2 separate regions of the Homo sapiens genome follow, and region 2 is linked to region 1. A link is a contact called in ENCODE Hi-C data. All regions are on one chromosome and are shown on one strand. Each heading gives the region's core, a stretch centred on a gene start or an enhancer-like site at or near the end of the contact. The rest is flanking DNA. Distances are from core to core; before and after follow the strand shown.

Region 1 (3,399 bases), core at 685-3,184:
ACTGGACGGATATACAAAAACATAATGCCACAAAAATTTTCCTAACAAGTAAGGCAGCTGCGGAAAGTCGGCCAGCGTCCCGACCCCAGGGACCTGCAGCCTGGGACTTGTGAAGGCCCACTGTGTAGCTCGAGGTTTCCAGGGCCTCGGCCCCGAATGGGCGATTTTCTTTAAAACGCCGAAGCGCGCTATCCCTTTAAATCCAGGCTGCAAGGCAGGCGGGTGGGGAGCAGCCAATAACCTTAAAAGATGCGAAAGTGTCAAAGGAGATACAGTTTATCTCCAACAATGGGAGCGGATCAGCACCACTGTTTACAGTAAAAACAGAAGGTGGGGCTGGGAGGAAGCCTGTCTCCGACGCGGTAATTAAGTCTGCGGCTTGGAAGCAGATTTGACCGAGCTCTGTGGAGCGCGAACAATGTCCGCAGGGCTCCAGGTTCAGAGAGGGACTCGCTTCTCCGCCTTCGCCCGCGTCCAGGCACCAGCGAGCTGCACTCTGCACTCGCTCTCCCTGGTCCACCCCTACACTGCCCGGACCCGAGGGGACTGGCCCTGCGGGCGCCGCCAAGGCGACTGAGAGCGCGGCGCGCGTCCCGAGCGCCTGGACTCCGCGCAGCCGGGCGCCGCGCACCCGGGTGCCGGGGTGGGAGCCGGGCCGCAGACCCAAGTGCGCCCGAAGCCGCCGTCCGCCGCCTGGCACGCCGTCTGCCGCCTGCTGGGCGATGTGTGCGCGAGCCCGTGGGGCTTGCGCGCGCCCTGCGGCGTGTGTACTCACAAAGGTGTGTCTGCTAACCCCACAGCCCGGGCTGCGTTCCACCCCGAGCTGGAGAAACCCCGGCCTGGAGCGGGGCCTTGTCCGCGCGGCCGCGGGGGCGACAAGGGCGGCCGGAGCTCCTCGACTTCTAGCGGGCGGGTCGGTTTCCTGGCCCGAGGGGCTGAGGCAGCGAGGGCGGGACGGTGGCAGCCGGCACCGGACGCGGGTCGCGCGGCTGCTGGGCACGTTCCGAGCGCTCTGCGTGTTTTCGGGCACAGCCCTGCAGCCGAGACAGAACGGACGCGGGGCTCGGGGATGGGCGCACTGCAGCCACGCGGGGTTAGCAGAGCGGGCGCGCTCCTTCCACACCAGGTCTGCAAAAGTGAAGTGGAAAGCCGCCGCCGAACGCAGCCATCCTCCCCCTTCCCCGCTGCAGCTTCGGCGGGTGGTGGGGAGAGCTCCCCTGGACCGGCTGGAGGGGAAGCTGGCAGGCGCTCGGGTTTGGCCGCGCCTCCTCCGCCTTCCTCTCCACCCGCGTCCCCCGGGGTCCATGCCGCATTTCTTTGTTTTGAAAGCGCCTCCTCCGCCCAGAGGCTTTTCCCCCGAAGGGCAGGGGGACGGGGGGGGTGGGGCATCGGCCCGTGGGCCCCGCCCTCCATTTAGCTCAGAACCCTCCCCTTCGCTCACCCCCTCTTCTCCCCTTTCCTCCCCCGCTGCGACCCACGAGGCGCATCCTCACTTCTCGGACTTCAAAGAGAAGCTGAGAACTGGAGGGGGAAGTGGGGTAGGCAGGGGGCGCAGAGACCCACCCACCTCAGGCCCGGCCCGGCGGCCCGCCCCCTCCCACGGGAACCCCGCCTGACCCCGCCCTCCCCCGCGTCACAGCAGCCTGACATTCTCACAACCCACCGGGCACCAAAACGGCCCGCCCCCGCCACCCCCGTGTCCGCCAAGCGCTCTATTTATGTTTCAGCCCAGCGATTTGCATAGGCCCCGCCCCCGGCCCTAGGTTCCCCCTATCAGAGCCCCGCCCCAGCTTCTGCGTCACAGCGGAGGCCCCACCTCTTGTGCCCATACAAGGAGCGGCGGGCCCTAGATGGCATCGTGGCGTCGCGACGGCGTGTGCGTGTCGCGCTTCCTAGTGCCGTTTATAGGGTCCCGGCACTTCCGCTGTCGGGTTAGAAGCGGCGCGGTCATGGCGGAGCGCGGACAGCAGCCTCCTCCCGCGAAACGGCTTTGCTGCCGGCCGGGCGGCGGCGGCGGCGGCGGGGGCAGCAGCGGCGGCGGCGGCGGCGCGGGTGGCGGCTACAGCTCTGCCTGTCGGCCAGGCCCGCGGGCGGGTGGCGCGGCGGCGGCGGCGGCGTGCGGGGGCGGCGCGGCGCTGGGGTTGCTGCCGCCGGGCAAGACCCAGAGCCCCGAGTCGCTGCTGGACATCGCGGCGCGCAGGGTGGCGGAGAAGTGGCCGTTCCAGCGCGTGGAGGAGCGCTTTGAGCGCATCCCGGAGCCGGTGCAGCGCCGCATAGTCTATTGGTCCTTCCCCCGCAGCGAGCGGGAGATCTGCATGTACTCGTCCTTCAACACCGGCGGCGGCGCCGCGGGCGGCCCCGGCGACGACAGCGGTGGCGGCGGCGGCGCGGGCGGCGGCGGCGGCGGCGGCTCCTCGTCTTCCCCGGCCGCAACCTCGGCGGCCGCAACCTCGGCCGCCGCCGCCGCTGCCGCCGCCGCCGCCGCCGCCGCCGCCGCCGCGGGGGCCGGGGCCCCGTCGGTGGGGGCTGCCGGGGCGGCGGACGGCGGCGACGAGACGCGGCTGCCTTTCCGCCGGGGCATCGCGCTGTTGGAAAGCGGCTGCGTAGACAACGTCCTGCAAGTCGGTGAGTCACGGGGCAGCCGCGAGCCGTCTGTCCGTCCGTCAGTCCCTGGGTGGGGGGGGGGTGCCCGCCTTTCTCCTGCGGACAGCCCCTAGTTCCGCGCGCGCCCGCACCCCTGCGGGTGTCCTCACTGGCCCGGACGGTCCTCCTGAGCGGAGCGCCCATTTCCTCCCTCCCTTCCCTGCCCCCCGTCGCCCCGGACGGGCCAGCGCGAGTGGGAAATGAATCAGCAGGACGCGCCCCTCCGTGGGCTCCGCGCCCCCGGCCCGCGCTCCCCTACCCGCCCTCCTCCGGGGAGCACATCCTGGAGGGCTGTTCGCCGGTTTCGGGGGTGGATGTGGACAAAGGCGCGGGCGGACGGCCGGCCTCCGGCGAGGGTGTGTGTGGCGGGGCTGTGCGGGGCGGGGGAGGGGGCGCGGGCCGCAGACAATGCCGGCCGCGGCCCGGCCGCTCGGCGCTCCCCCCCTCTCCCACTGCCTGTCGCTCGCTCCTTTTTCTTTCTGGCCCCCGCCCCACGCGATTTGAGGGGAGGGGAATACACTTAAAGCCGCTCGGCCGCCGCTCCTCCCAGGGCTCCGACGGGCGAGCGGCCGCGGCGCTCCCGGGTCGCTGTGGCGTCTGGCCCGGGCGAGCTCCACTGGCCGCCCGGGGTTTAAATGTCGTTTTCTTTGCGCCTCCTCAGTCTCCAAGCGGCGCAGAGGAGAGGTGGCGGCGGACCGGACTCCGTCTCCGGAGGGACATCTCGCCCGTAGGACGCTTACTAATTAAAGGGCGCGA
Region 2 (3,528 bases), core at 769-3,268, 2.2 Mb before region 1:
GAGATTGAGCTATTTTGTTTCCATGGCTCATTAAGCTAGAGTTAGACTGGTGTCCATAATCAAATTTACTGCACTTACCCTTGCTTCTTCCCTATGAAGTACAGCCAGACCTTAGGGAAAATCTCAACTATTCCAGGTCCATGGTAATTTGGTCCACGAAAGAAATTAACACACCTGAAAAGGATTAAATTATTTTTCCTTTTCAAAATGATCCTCTTCCTTAAGCTTCCTCTGTCAATTGACTGCCAACCTTATTTGCTAATTCCCATCCCTCATCGGGCTTCCTAGCACTTCCTGCTGCAAATTAGTGTGCAGTGAACCTGAGCCTGCTCTCCAAAACACATCCAGACTCTTGGGGCTTTCTGGGCTTCCGCTAGGGTGCCTGGTGCAAAGGGGGCCTAAATCAATCAATTAAGGCCTGGGAAGATTCCAGGCAAGAGGAAGGGATATCTTGGGGGACAAAAGGAATGTGTAGGTGGGAAGAAGGGAGAAAGTCTTTCTTCGTTTTTCACTGCAGGAAATGATCTGGACAGAGAGCAATTCGAATCATAGACAGGGAGGGTTGGGCAGGATGCGATGGGGGAGCGAATGACAGACACAAGTGACAGGAACAACTTAGGGAGACAGGTCAGAAAACATCTAATCTAGGCACATAGCAGAAATAGTGAAGGGAATTGAAACAGTTGTTCTGTATTTTGTTCACAGTGTTAAAGTCAAAGTCAGTGCTTTTTAACCTCATGGGATGGAGCGGGGGAGGGGGCACAAGGAGCCTTGTGTGAAGGCTCTGGCTCTGCTTATTGATCCCCCAAATACAATAATACATCCTCACAATCATAAATTTGAGAGCAAGGGGCTCTGATCCTGTGATATACAATCTAGGCCCTTATTGGATCCTGGAACTGATTTTCAGAATCCTTTATTCTTTTAAGTACAATTGTAAAAAAAAAAAAAGAGAGAGAGAGAGAGAGAGAGAAAGCAAGGAAGAAAGGAAAAAAGGAAGGGAAGAAGGAAGGAAGGAAAAAAGGAAGAAAGGAAAGAAGGGTTCCATTTATAAACCTCAGACAAAACAAAAATGAAAGCAAAAGAGAACAAAAAATAGCCAATACGACCCAAGTTACAAATTTACTTGTATCCTTTCAGAGGATAACCCAAATTCCTGCAAGACAATTAGCCATCTTTCTTTCGATTATTACAGTAAGCAAGACGGGTTAAGAGTATATAGTAAATGTGCTTTGCTAAACTCCTTCTCCCTTTATTGACTCTATCACAAGAAGCACACTTAATATAATTTTTACAATTTTTTAAAGAACAAATAGGAAAGAGGAGAAGGTTGTACTTTAGCTACCTTTGTGTATTTGAAAGGAATGCTGTTCAGGGCTTCTTCCTTTTCAAAAAGAAACAGGTCTTTGAAAACGAAGAATCATTACTGTGCATATCTCTCGAGGGCTGCTCCTCTAGTATCAGTCCATTTGAAATAGGAGTTTCACATAATTCAATTTATTAAACCCACATTTCCTGCCAGATTTTGCTTTATGTGCCTATGTCCTTTTGTTTCCCGGCTAACATTTCCACATCTCGGAAATCATTCTTTCTAGTATAACTGAAGAATATGGATATTAAAATCAGATCAGCAAAAGATTTTTATGGACTTGGAAAGCTGCCCATTAATGCCGTAAAATAAAGCGTGTTATACAGCTGATATCATCAGTTCTACTCTATGTTGTTTTCATATTCCTGGCGGTGGGTGGAGAGTTAGAGTGGAACAATTAGGAGTGGGAAAGAGAATGAAAGGATTCGATCAATTGTGGAATTTCAAAGCGGAGACAATTTACACTAAAGAATTCAAAGACTTCGTAACCTCCAAGACATTTTCCAGTCCAGGTAACCGTTGAATTATAGCTGGAGGTGATGTTCTTGGAGCTGCCTGTGAAAGCTGAAATCACAACATGCCTGCAGTGTTCCCTTCCTAAACCAACTTTGCCATTTTCTCAGGCAGACACACAAACATGCAAGCGTCCACAGTAATGTGCGTGTGTGAGGGATGGGGGAAGAGTGATTGTTGCTTTGTAGTAGCTCCTTTGAAGTGTTTAATTCCTCCCTTGTAATCTCTTCATCAACACACATTTAAAGCATATCAGTTTTACCTCAGCAATTTGATTCTCAGAGGCTTATGTGGCTCAGGGCCTCTGTCCAGCACCTGGGTGGCACAGTTTGTTTTATGTGCATGCAGAAGTGTTAACAGAATTAATTTTTTTCCTTCTTTCTCTCTTTCTTCTTCCCCCACCTCCCCCAATTTAGGTTAATGAGCCCAGGCAGCAGTGTGTGTGAGTGAGCGGGCGTGTGCACAGGAGGGCCGTGAGCCTGCCTTTTTAAAATACAGGAAACGCATAGAAGAAAGAAGAGTTCAGCTGGAGCCACGACTTCCCTCTTTGCTTCTTTCCCTCCCCACCCCCCCACCCCCCACCTCACCCCCCACACTCCAGCACCGGCTTTTAATTTTCAAAAGCACTGCAATTGCTTGGTGTGGTTTCAAGAGCTGGGGTGCCATTCTCCCTGATGATGACTCTGCTGACGTCAATGGCATTCTTATCATGCCTAGTGCGACATCAGAAACCAGTCCTCAGAGGCTCCTCTTATTCACAGTGCCTGGGCTCTCAGCAAAATGTGGACCGGATTCTGAAACGCAAAGGACTCCCCGTTCCTAATCAGCGCTGCAATCCACCAGACAGTCTCCTTCTGCCGGCAGCTTGCCAGTTAAGACTTTGTTCCTTAGCGTTCTGTCCTGCAAGGACCCCCTGAAGGAGAAGAGAGGGCTAAGTGGATCACAGCGTGTCCTCCGTGTCTGAGCTTTCAGAGCCGTGTGTGTGTGTGTGTGTGTGTGTGTGTGTGTGTGTGTCCCTCAACCAAGGTTAGAGACTAGTCAATGCTGCTTCTGATTATTCTTCAGGTTTTACTAAAAGGCTTCAGTCTTTGATATAAGGCTATTCCCCCGACACAGTGGCTAAGACCCTCTTGTGTAAGTGCTCCTAGCTCACTCTCTGGATCAGAACCAGCGCCCAGGTCCCCACGTGAAGCCCATATTCACCCCAGATGGCAGCATGCACCTCCTCTCCTTTTTTTAATAAAGAAAAAGAAATAGGAGGTTGGGAGGAGAAGGAAAATAATCATAGCTGAATAATAATAGCAGAATAGGAAAATAGTATCACTAAGAATTAAATATTTCACTCTAAATACTCATGACTTGTTAAGAGGTCTGCTCTCAAAAGCTGAATTCACAAGGGAGTTAATACATACTAAACCCAGTATGCATTCCTACCTAGCAGTTTGGGGGCAATTATTATGGGGATGATGAACTTTCTCCATTTACAGTGGAGTGTATTATGGTCCAAATCTACCCTAAAGCATTTGGGAAATGTCTACAGTTCAAATTAAGATGTTTAGAGTCAAGGTCATTTCGCTTGATGATGGAATGATACATGTCTAGTTAGATTTCATCTGACCAATCTTTGACACAAACACATCAGAATT

The links. A loop is a pair of places that touch in the nucleus more often than their neighbours do. Pooled maps may share reads with other maps.
Region 2: a map of CD8-positive, alpha-beta T cell shows a loop between it and region 1 (13-fold over the local background). The contact joins the enhancer-like site here to the promoter of ZSWIM6 in region 1. A Hi-C loop is called at or near these places in 4 of 168 maps with a recorded cell type or tissue (CD4-positive, alpha-beta memory T cell, CD8-positive, alpha-beta T cell and naive thymus-derived CD4-positive, alpha-beta T cell) and 10 of 50 pooled maps.

What each region holds. Positions count from the first base shown.
Region 1 is chr5:61,330,324-61,333,722 of GRCh38, forward strand. It overlaps ZSWIM6 (zinc finger SWIM-type containing 6), which reads left to right and starts at 1,935. Exons shown (of 14, transcript NM_020928.2): 1 at 1,935-2,625. The coding sequence starts at 1,950. LOC105378994 (a long non-coding RNA gene) reads right to left here and starts at 1,893. Exons shown (of 2, transcript XR_007058781.1): 1 at 1,817-1,893. RefSeq lists an enhancer at 25-595 and silencers at 400-979, 1,010-1,079, 1,290-1,689, 1,800-1,939, 2,720-2,829 and 1 more.
Region 2 is chr5:59,125,158-59,128,685 of GRCh38, forward strand. The region is part of intron 5 of PDE4D (phosphodiesterase 4D); the gene reads right to left. Among named protein-coding and RNA genes, the nearest start is that of PDE4D-AS1, 87 kb to the left of the region's middle. RefSeq lists enhancers at 1,618-2,528, 2,529-3,438. Within about 2 kb of position 2,019, at least 20 of the 41 ENCODE cell types and tissues checked have a DNase peak (open chromatin) inside an H3K27ac peak, as active enhancers do; they include CD8-positive, alpha-beta T cell, where a contact is called at or near this core.